Regions from separate parts of the Mus musculus genome. Here region 1 is linked to region 2. The links are chromatin loops, found by intact Hi-C in ENCODE. Cell type or tissue: left cerebral cortex. All regions are shown on one strand.

The links. A loop is a pair of places that touch in the nucleus more often than their neighbours do. Peaks named below come from ENCODE experiments on the same cell type or tissue, not always from the same donor. Only the 100,000 strongest peaks of a DNase experiment are listed, where the experiment ranks them.
Region 1: a loop joins it to region 2, with 9 times the contacts of the local background. A loop is called at or near these places in 13 of 42 quality-filtered maps.

Annotation. Positions count from the first base shown.
Region 1 is chr6:61,299,908-61,304,907 of GRCm38, reverse strand. The region is part of intron 1 of Ccser1 (coiled-coil serine rich 1); the gene reads right to left. Among named protein-coding and RNA genes, the nearest start is that of A730020E08Rik, 120 kb to the right of the region's middle. In left cerebral cortex, a CTCF peak has its summit at 3,075 (motif pointing right); DNase peaks (open chromatin) are centred at 3,074 and 4,209.
Region 2 is chr6:60,553,627-60,558,626 of GRCm38, reverse strand. No RefSeq gene overlaps it. Among named protein-coding and RNA genes, the nearest start is that of Gm35386, 31 kb to the left of the region's middle. In left cerebral cortex, a CTCF peak has its summit at 2,625 (motif pointing left); a DNase peak (open chromatin) is centred at 2,634.

The DNA.
Region 1 (5,000 bases), 750 kb before region 2:
CAAATTGGCATGGTTCCTGTCCCTAGGAGAGGGCCAGCCAATGTGGACCTGCACAAGTGTTGATGACTGCTGTGGGCATAAGACTTGTTTGTACAATAGTGTACATATTTTCACATTCCTGTGAGGAAGGTCTTCTTTGTTAATGTTAATGACTTCATGATAATCTGAGATAGCATGAGTCCAGGAGGCAAAGGTGTGGCTAATGTCTCAGAAAATGGTAAAAGCTGGGATCTTCAGGACAGCCCTTAAGACTATGAAAAAGAACTCTAAAAGTATGAGTTAGAAATATATATAATTTCTCATCTATGCAAAAATAAGGATACATACAAATTATATAAGGAGCTTTATGAATCTAAAGGAAGAGAGTCAGCTGCATTGATGAGCCATCTTGTCAGAAAGATACAAAGGCAGGCAGATTCCAGCTTCAAGGTCAGCCTGGGACAGAGCAAGGTTAGGCCCAGGTGTGGTAGAATTGGTAATTTCAGGATTGAGTTCCATCCAGCTAGTTTAACGTCTGTGCTTAAGAGAGACAGGTAGATCTCTGAACTCATTTTTAATGTTAAAAGAAATCGTATACTTGCTGTTTTCTAAAAATTAAGGGGCCGGGCATGGGATGCTGACTCATAGGATAATAAAAAAAAAAAAAGGAAACCTGGAGTAAATAACTGGGTTGATATATAAAATAAAAAGCTGGGGCTTGGTCTGCATCAGATAAGCTAGCAGAAAGATGTAGCAGTTCTTCCTTAGAATTTTTCTCTGGTGAGAGCTAGATCTTGGAATACACAGCCCTAAATGAGATGTCGCCATTAAATCCTTCTCAGGGAACCCTGTGAGAGGAGGCAGAAGGACTGTAGGAGCCAGAGGGGGGACAGAGGATACCTGGAGAACAAGAACCTCTAAAACGTGTTCTCAAGCTGTGGGCCCTACTCTTTTATGGGGTTGAATGACCTTTCACAGGGTTGCCTAAAACCATCAGAAAACACAGATAGCTCCATTATGATCCATAACAGTAGCAAAATTACAGTTATGAAGTAGAATCAAATAGTTTTATGGTTGGAGCTCACCATAGCATGGGGAACAAAGGGTCAAAGGATTGCAGCATTAGGAAGGTTGGGGACCTCCGCTCTAAAACAACTAACAAAGATATGAACTCACAGACTGAAGCGGCAACATGGTTGTGCATGGTTCTGCACCAGGTCCTCTGCAGACACACTATAGCCTTCAGTTTACTGCTTTTATGGGACCCCTGAATGTGAGAACAAGTAAGTGCTGACTCTTGTGCCTTCTCTTGGGAGACTTTTATTTTTCTGGATGACTTTCTTGTCCAATTTCAATATGATTGTTTTTGTTTTATCTTGCTCTATTTTATTTTGTAATGTTTTATTGTTATCTCTGAGACACCTGTTCCGTTCTAATGAGAGACTTAAAGGGAGCAGATCCAGGTAGGAGAGGAACTGGGGAGGAACTGGGAGGAGTAGAGGGAAGGAAAACTGTATTCAGATTATATTGTATGAGAAAAGAATCTATGCTTAATAAAAGAGGGGAATAAGGAGGTCGCAAGTCACACTGACAGCACCATTTAGAGATTTTTTTTTTTAATGTGAAACAAAAAGCCCTCCAGAGCTCAGCATTATGGGAGAACAGGACAAGTCGGCATAAGGTGCGCGCCACGAGATTCAGGGTACGCGCAACAGTGAAACTTCAAACAGTGCTGATGTCCAGCGGCAAAAGAGATTTATTGTAGAAAGTAACAGACAAAGCTTACACAGACTAGTTGAAAATATGAAGTAACATAGGAAAGTTTTCCAGACCATTGCGTTTTATAATCAAGATCCTAAATGATAGTCTAAATATATTTATGTCAGCTGTATGTTTTAGGAAATACTATGCCAAATAAATATATTGAACATTCATACATGCATAAAAACATGTGGGAATGTCTGGGAAGATGCACTTCTAACCATTCGCTGTGTTTATGCCTAATATGGACTATTACTTCAGCTGTTGTCAATGGAGACATCTGCGATATGTGTAATAAGATCTTAATAATGGAAATACACTCATAAATTTGATTTGAGGTTAGAGGTAAGAGAATAAGAGAGTCTAGTAATACAGAATAATGTAGTCTAATAAGAGTCAGAATATGGAAGAATATACACATGTTCGTGTAAAATGAATAAAAATCATTCAAAATAAATAAAAAAACGTGTGGGGCACAAAACCAGATAACAGTGGTTGTTTCTGCAAGGAGCAGGAGAATGGGTGTGGGAAAAGCCTGGGAACTGAGGCAAAACACAAGAAATCCCTGGAGGGTTATACTTTTCAAATGTTAATATTCCAAAGTAAAATATTTTTTAAAAAAATAAAACATGTTAGGAATTTTTAAACCATCCATTACTTTTGAACTATATTTAATTGGAAATTTTTATATTTTAGTGATTTTCAGTCTAAAGTTAATCTGTGAGGTTGAAGGTTCTCTGATGGTTACAGTTCAATTTAACTTCCTAATTAAAGCTATTTCCTTTATCTTCTGCCATACTGTACTTACTCCTCGGTAATCAGAGGGACAAAGTGATTCAGTCCAAGATTCCTGCCAGCTTTGAGGTTCGAAAACCTCCATATCACTACTATGACCAGACCGTCGCCGGCTATTTGTCACCTGCTGCTCATAAGTAGGAGCAATGAGGTATGGGGGAAGAGGTAGCTCTCTGGCTCTCCTTTTGTGAGATAAGTTGAGATGCTTCAGCTGGTAAAGGCACTTGCTATTCAGATTTGACAACCTAGTTCAAGCCTCAGGACCTTTGACCTCCATGGGTGCATCAGGGCACACATATGCCCCCAGACATACTCATATCTCCCACACCCACGAAATAATAGCAATAAATTGTAGCAATTTAAAAATAAAATGTTATTTTTAACTCAACCTTTAATGGATGATAATCCAACTAGATGCCAACTAATAATATATATCCGAAGTGTACGAGCCTCATCAATATCTAAAACTGCTGTTCACTTAACAATGAAATAACTGCATTTGCTTTAAAGTTTACTTCAGAAAAAAACCACTTGCAGTTGCACATAGTGATCAGCAGAGGGCACAAAAGCCTGTCTTTTGATTTACAAAAGAATGGTTCTTTTTAAAACTAATATTCAAATAAACCTAATAAAACTAATTTAATGGGCATTTAATTATCAAAAATATCCTAATATATTTAAATGGTAAAGTATTATGTTAAAATATTATTTTCAATGTAATTTTTGTTTATACAAATGGTGTCTGATAAAACAAAACCTTTGTAAATAAAAGAAATCTTTAACTCTTAACTAGAAAGTTTAGGAAGAGCTAAAATGCTAAGAAAGAAAGACCTTTTAATCTAGAAACAAGTGTAGGACTTATGCTGGCCGTGCTTTCTATGCTGTAATCCCAGAATTAGGAAGGCTAAGACAGGAGAACAGATGTGCATTCAAGAACAAACTGGGACACACAGTGAGACCTAGTCTCAAAAAACTAAAATACAGTTAGAGGTATATAACTTACTCGAAGAAAAAGAATTTTTAATAATGAAATATGATGGAGGGCATTAATTAAGTTGGTGGTGGCTACGCTAAGCATGTGTAATCAGAGGTGTGTGTTTTTTGTGTAGTCATCACTGCAGGCAGTAGATGATGTGATATGTAACAGAGACTCTCACCCTGTGGCCGTGGGAAAACACAAATGTTAGAGGAGTCAAAGTGGAAGTGAGCGGTACTGCGGAGGAAGGAAAAATGAAATCCCTAACCTTCAGCCCACTCATCCGTGGTTGGGGTTGTGAACACTGCTTTTGTGTGGCTACCATGTGAGTTCACTTCCGCTCTGTCATGGGTTGACATGGCAAGCCTGTGCTGTCAGGCTCATTTAAAAATAATTACAGACTCTTTCAACATGTATCTCAATTTATCATTATCCACTTTCACCAAAGCCCATGTTTCACAGTGTGCATGGTAAGCACTGTTCTGGGATTGTGTATCTTCATATGATTAGAGAATCAGCAGGAACAACTCTGTGGTTGGCTCTGAGTCATGAAAACACATGCACAGAACTTTTGGGAAGTACCTGTTCATACACACGTACATGTCACATACGTGTCTCCATACCGCTTCTTTCTAGCTCAAATACAACTTGCTTTCATCGTGTCTCATGCATATAAGAAGGTGCTCTATAAGTGGTTACTACTAACACTCAAAGGCATGTCTTAGAAAAAAAGGTAAGAACAGCAGGAGTTGGCAGAGGGACAGCAGCAGCAGAGAGGCTGTCTCCTGGTAAACTGCAAAATCAGAAGCTTGCCTGTGCATCCAAGGGGGAAGCTTGGATCCAACTTGTTACACAGAAATGTCTGAGTGACATTTTCCCAGCACACACAAACAGCTTTATGTATTGGCAAATGATTTTTTAAAAATGGGGCTACTCTTTTACAGGCAATGGAAGAAAGTAATATTCAGTCTATTCAACCTGCTCCAGTCATGGAGGAGGACCAACAAGAAAGGAAACACAGCCCATGACAGTGATGTGCTTTGTACAACCAGAGGGATGAGATCCAAGGTGCTGAGTGTGAAGGTGATGTGGGCATGAGCAGAATGGAAGCAATCTTCTGGAAGAGGCAAAAACAAGTGCAGAATCTCTAGGTAAGCATGCTCTGCCCAAAAACCGAACACAGACCAGGCAGTCTGAAAGTGACAGAAGAAGAATGCTGTAGGACATCAAAAAAAGCCATTCGAGAGCTAAATGAGTCTACCTCTTCTTAGAGGAATAGCCAAGCTGCTGGCAAACCATTGCTGTTATTGTTGAAAGAAGATAACAGGGTCTGGCTCAGAGAATCACATGGCAGGATAAGGAGCTTGATTTATTTTGGGGAGACCAGCAACAAGAATGTTGGGGTGAAAACTGGAAGTCCATCACAGAGAAGAGCCTAAAAAAATCCCCAGGGTTACTTTGTTAGATTGTTTTGTTATTTTGTTGCTGT
Region 2 (5,000 bases):
GGGTCCTTTCAATAAAATCTTGCTAGGGTATGCAATGGTGTCAGCGTTTGGATGCTGATTATGGGGTGGATCCCTGGATATGGCAGTCTCTACATGGTCCATCCTTTCATCTCAGCTCCAAACTTTGTCTCTGTAACTCCTTCCATGGGTGTTTTGTTCCCAATTCTAAGGAGGGGCATAGTGTCCACACTTCAGTCTTCATTCTTCTTGAGTTTCATGTGTTTAGCAAATTGTACCTTATATCTTGGGAATCCTAGGTTTGGGGCTAATATCCACTTATCAGTGAGTACATATTGTGTGAGTTCCTTTGTGAATGTGTTACCTCACTCAGGATGATGCTCTCCTATAGGTGTCTTTTAAAACCATCTTATACCATCAGTTTTCTGATTGTATTGCCTTTATTGAAGGTGGAGTAAAAGGCCTTCAGAGAAATCAGAACATTGTGTTTTGTTTTGTTTTGTTTTACCATCTTTTATGTTAGTAGCTCAGCACAGATCACCCCTCAGGCAGGATTAATCGCTCAGGCCCCTGTGCTCCTTAGTATCTTGCTCACACTGTCAATGCAGCTTGTTCTCATCACACAGTAGCAGTGGCAGATTTTCGCTGCCCCCCCCCCCCCGCCCCTTAGCAGAATCCCAAGTTGTTCAATGGCCTCCCATTCACAGTTTGTTCTAGTATGTAAAATTTCCCTGGATTTCATTGCTGAGTTGAGCTGAGATGATATTCAAAAGTTGCAGCTAGTCTTCTCTTTGCATACTTTCCTCATTTTGAAGAGGAATGAATTTTTAAAACCAACAAACAAGCAAACAAACACAATACAAAACCCAAAACAAAACCCAAAACTGACTCTCCATTATTTTTCTAGGTCATAAAAATATTTATATAGCTATTTCTACAATAAAATTAAAATAAAAAATGATACAGTAAGGTAGGAAAATTAAGGGGCAGTGGGATTTTATTTCAAGGAGACAAATGAGGCTTTGTGTATTTTATATATTGACAGTTCCTTTATGGGCTCTAACATTACATTGAAATCATCCAGGGGAAGAGTGTATAATCACCATGTTCAGATCATAACTATGTCATCTGACAGTAATTGTAGCTACCATTAAGCTTAAATTCAGTGTTTACATAAATGTTTCTAAGATTTCTTCTATCCTAGAATCAAACTCATAAAGGGATCTGGTCTATTGGTTTGACATTTTTTTCCTGCATCAATTATATTCTATGAAGATTTGGTGTTTATATGATATTTCATAGTTCTTTGTCTTTCCCATGTGTCTTTTTCACTGTTGTATTGCTGTGAAGAAACACCATGACCAGGGGAACTCCTTTCAAAGAAAGCATTTGACTCGGGCTTGCTTCCAGGGGTTTAGTCCATTTTCATCACGGAAGGGAGCATGGGGGCACACGAGCAGACATGGTGATGGAATAGTTGACAGTAGAGAGACACTGGGCCTATCTTGGGTTTTTGAACCCTAAAGCCGACCCCTCCTCATACACTTTGTCCAAGGTAATAGATACTAGTTCTCAAGTAATGCCACTATCTGATGACTAAGCATTCAAATATATATGCTTGTGGGGCCATTCTTATTCAAACCACCACAAAAATGAACAAACAAATTGCAGGAGGTTATAAAAGAAAAAAAGTAAGGTACTCTGGATTCATATTGTATCCACGTTTCTGGAAAATTTAGTATTTTTCAAAACCATACAAACAATATATATATATATATATATATATATATATATATATATATATATATATATATATAAAATTGGGGTGGTTACTAAAGTACAAGGGCTAAAATCTTATGTCTCGGTTCTTAATCTGTGGGTTGTGATCCCTTTCAGGGTGTCAAATGACCATTTCACAGAGGGTTGAATATAAGATATCCTTCATATCAGGTATTTACACTATGATAAAAACTTTCAGCACAATTAAAATTATGAAGTAGCAATGACAATAAATATATGGATGTAAATTACCAAAATATACAGTAAAGAGATGGCACATTGAGAAGGTTGACAACCACTAGTTTATATATAAATATAAGTATCTAAACCGAGCTGAAAAGTCACCATCAGCTTAGATAAAAGTTAACACATGGAATTTTTCTTCATAGCATAGGACATGTCAGACCTGGAAACCACCTTTCAACCCCTGAAAATTCATGCATTGCCACCCATCTTATGCTAACCAACCTTCCCCAGTTTACCAAATAAACAGCTGGTATGTTAGAATTTCTGGCCTGAAGAGACTCTAAATTTTGGTCAAAGAGAGATAATCATGCTAATTTTTTCTCAAAAAAGAGGATCTAGAAAAAATCTAGAGTGAAAAATTAAATGAGAAACATAATTTTGAAAGTTTCTAACAAATTGTAACAAATCAGACAGTCAAAATATTTTTCTTTTGCAGAGATTTGGTTTACAGCAAATTTGGACATTCCTAGCATTCCCAAGAGTCTGAGACCCTGTCCGTGCCTCATTTCGACCCTTCAAAGAGTGTCTTTCTATGTCAAGGACAACACTCCCCTGGAACGGAATAAATTCCACTTCCTAGTCTCTTTCCTGTGATTGTAATTAAACATCCGGAATCCAAACTGTGGCATACTAGCTGGACGATACTGCCATCTAGTGACACTTTGAAACCGATCAACTAACACCATTAAATTTCAGCCAGCCAGATAAACACATTTAGTATATAAATCTCTAATTTCAGCAGGCAACATTCACCTCTCATTCATATGAAAGCCACTGAAATTTCCTCAGTATCTGGCGCTCCACCAGCACTGTTCCAGCAGCGTGAGATGACAGTGTTCTATGGGAACCAGGAGTGTGCCTGCTGTGGCAGACACCCACATTCATAGACATTTTTCTCTGTAACAGAGAAGCCTGGCTGCTCTGTTACTATGACATTTTGGATTTATATCCAGGCTTGAGTGTCAATTTTTACTCAAGTACCAAACATTTGACCCCAGTGAGTCCTCGAGTTCTGGTAACCTAAAAACCTGCCTTCCATCTTATCTAAATTCTTAGACAAATCCAAACCCAGGCAGCACTGTTAAGAGAAATAAAATGAGGATCTAAAACCCGCCCTGGAATGTCACATTTAATGTATTGTATTATGGTTGAGGGCTTATGTGGCAGGGTCAGGACTCAAAACTATGACATGAACCCACAGTCTTGTCACTGTTTCAGTTAAGTAGCTAAGAAATGATTGCTGGAGCCGGGGAATGAGAAATAATTAAATATATAAATATCATTTGCTGTTAATAATACCGTTTCTTTTTTCTCCTGCTTTCCCCCCACTGATAGGTAAGGCTTAGCCACCAGTTTCTCTGAAGATAGAATTTGATTAAAGAACCAGCTCTCAGAGCCAATGGTTCTTTGTATTGTTTTCTTTGTTTCTATTTCACTGATCTCTGCTCTGGCTTTTATTATTCCTTACCTTATTATTAGGTTTGATTTATTTTCACATTTTGACTTACTTCATTAAGCTATTTATTTGAAATCTCTGATTTTTTTTTCAAATGGGGGACTTAGATCTAGAAATTTCCCTCAAAGGTCTGTCATTGTGTCTCAGAGGTTTTGTTGTTGTATTTTGGTTTTCAATTAGATTAAAAACTTTTTACGTTCATTTCCCAATTTTCCAGTGTCATCATTCAGTGACGAGTTTTTTCGTCTTCATGAAATTCTGTAATTACTGTAGAATTGTTTGCTTTCAATCTAATTTTAATTTCAATTTCAATTTGAAATTCAATTTCAATTGAGCTGATATGATATCAGGAGTCATTTGAAAGTTTTTGATTTTGTAAATATTTGTTTTGTGCCCTAATTATAATTTAAATGTTTGTTAACTGTGCTTTTCATGTTGCTGAGTTTTGGTGTTGTATGTGTACTTTAATGGTCCTTTGTGTTTTAATAATTATGACTCATATTTGTGTTCACAGTCCCTCTGCTGTTTATTCCTCTCCAGACCAAATAATGCTTCCTTTATTTTCTTTAGGTTTGGTTTGTTGAATATAAAATTTTTAGTCTGTTAATTGGAAAGCTTTTCTTTCTCCTTCAGTTACAGTGGGTATTTTTATGGGGACTATTAGCCTAGGCTAACCTTCATAGTCATTTAGCACACAGAATGCATTGCTGCTAGGTCATCTGGTTTTTAAAGTTTCTATTGCTAAAGCAACTGTCTTTTGATGGAATTTTCCTTTTTTTGTGATTTACATTTCTTCTCTTTCATTTTTCAAAACACTTTGTTATATCTCCTTAGTGTTTTAACTGGAATATTCTGTGGACATTTTTTTCCCTGGTATCTGTGCTTCTTATACTGCTCTCTCTCTCTCTCTCTCTCTCTCTCTCTCTCTCTCTCTCTCTCTCTCTCTCTCTTTTGTGGGAACACATTCTTCTATGATCTTGTTGAAGTTTTGGTTTATGCCATTGACTTGGGATTCTTCTTCATGAACTTTAAAATTGAAAGTTTGATTTTTTTTCATTGTGTGAAAAAACACATAGTGTAAAAATACACATTTCTGTATATTCTTTCCATGGCTTTTTGTTTGTTTGATTTTAATTTTATATTCCTTTCTGGTTTAGTCTAGAGTGTCAGAGACCATCCTGTGAGAAAGCAAGCCCTTCACAATCTCCCTGACAGGCCAAATGGCCTCGTGATAGGAGCTGGTTATTACTTCCTCCTCTCTCTTCCCTTCCTGGCACCTGAGGCTGTAAAAGCTGAATTATAGTCCCCTCTTCCCTGTCTCTTCCTGACTTCCATGCCATCCAAGGACATGAGTTATGCCTGAGCCCAGCCTGGCACAAAAGGCTGTCAAGGAGGATCTATGTTCTAGAGATAAGATGCAGAGTGCCCGATGCCTGGCACCTCACTTCGGCACCCATGTTAGCAGAAGCCCGCTTCTATGTTCTTTGTAAAATTCCCCCTCGACCCCTCCCCTATTCCCCGGGATGTATGCTTTAAAAGAAGGCACCGCAGCCTAATAAAC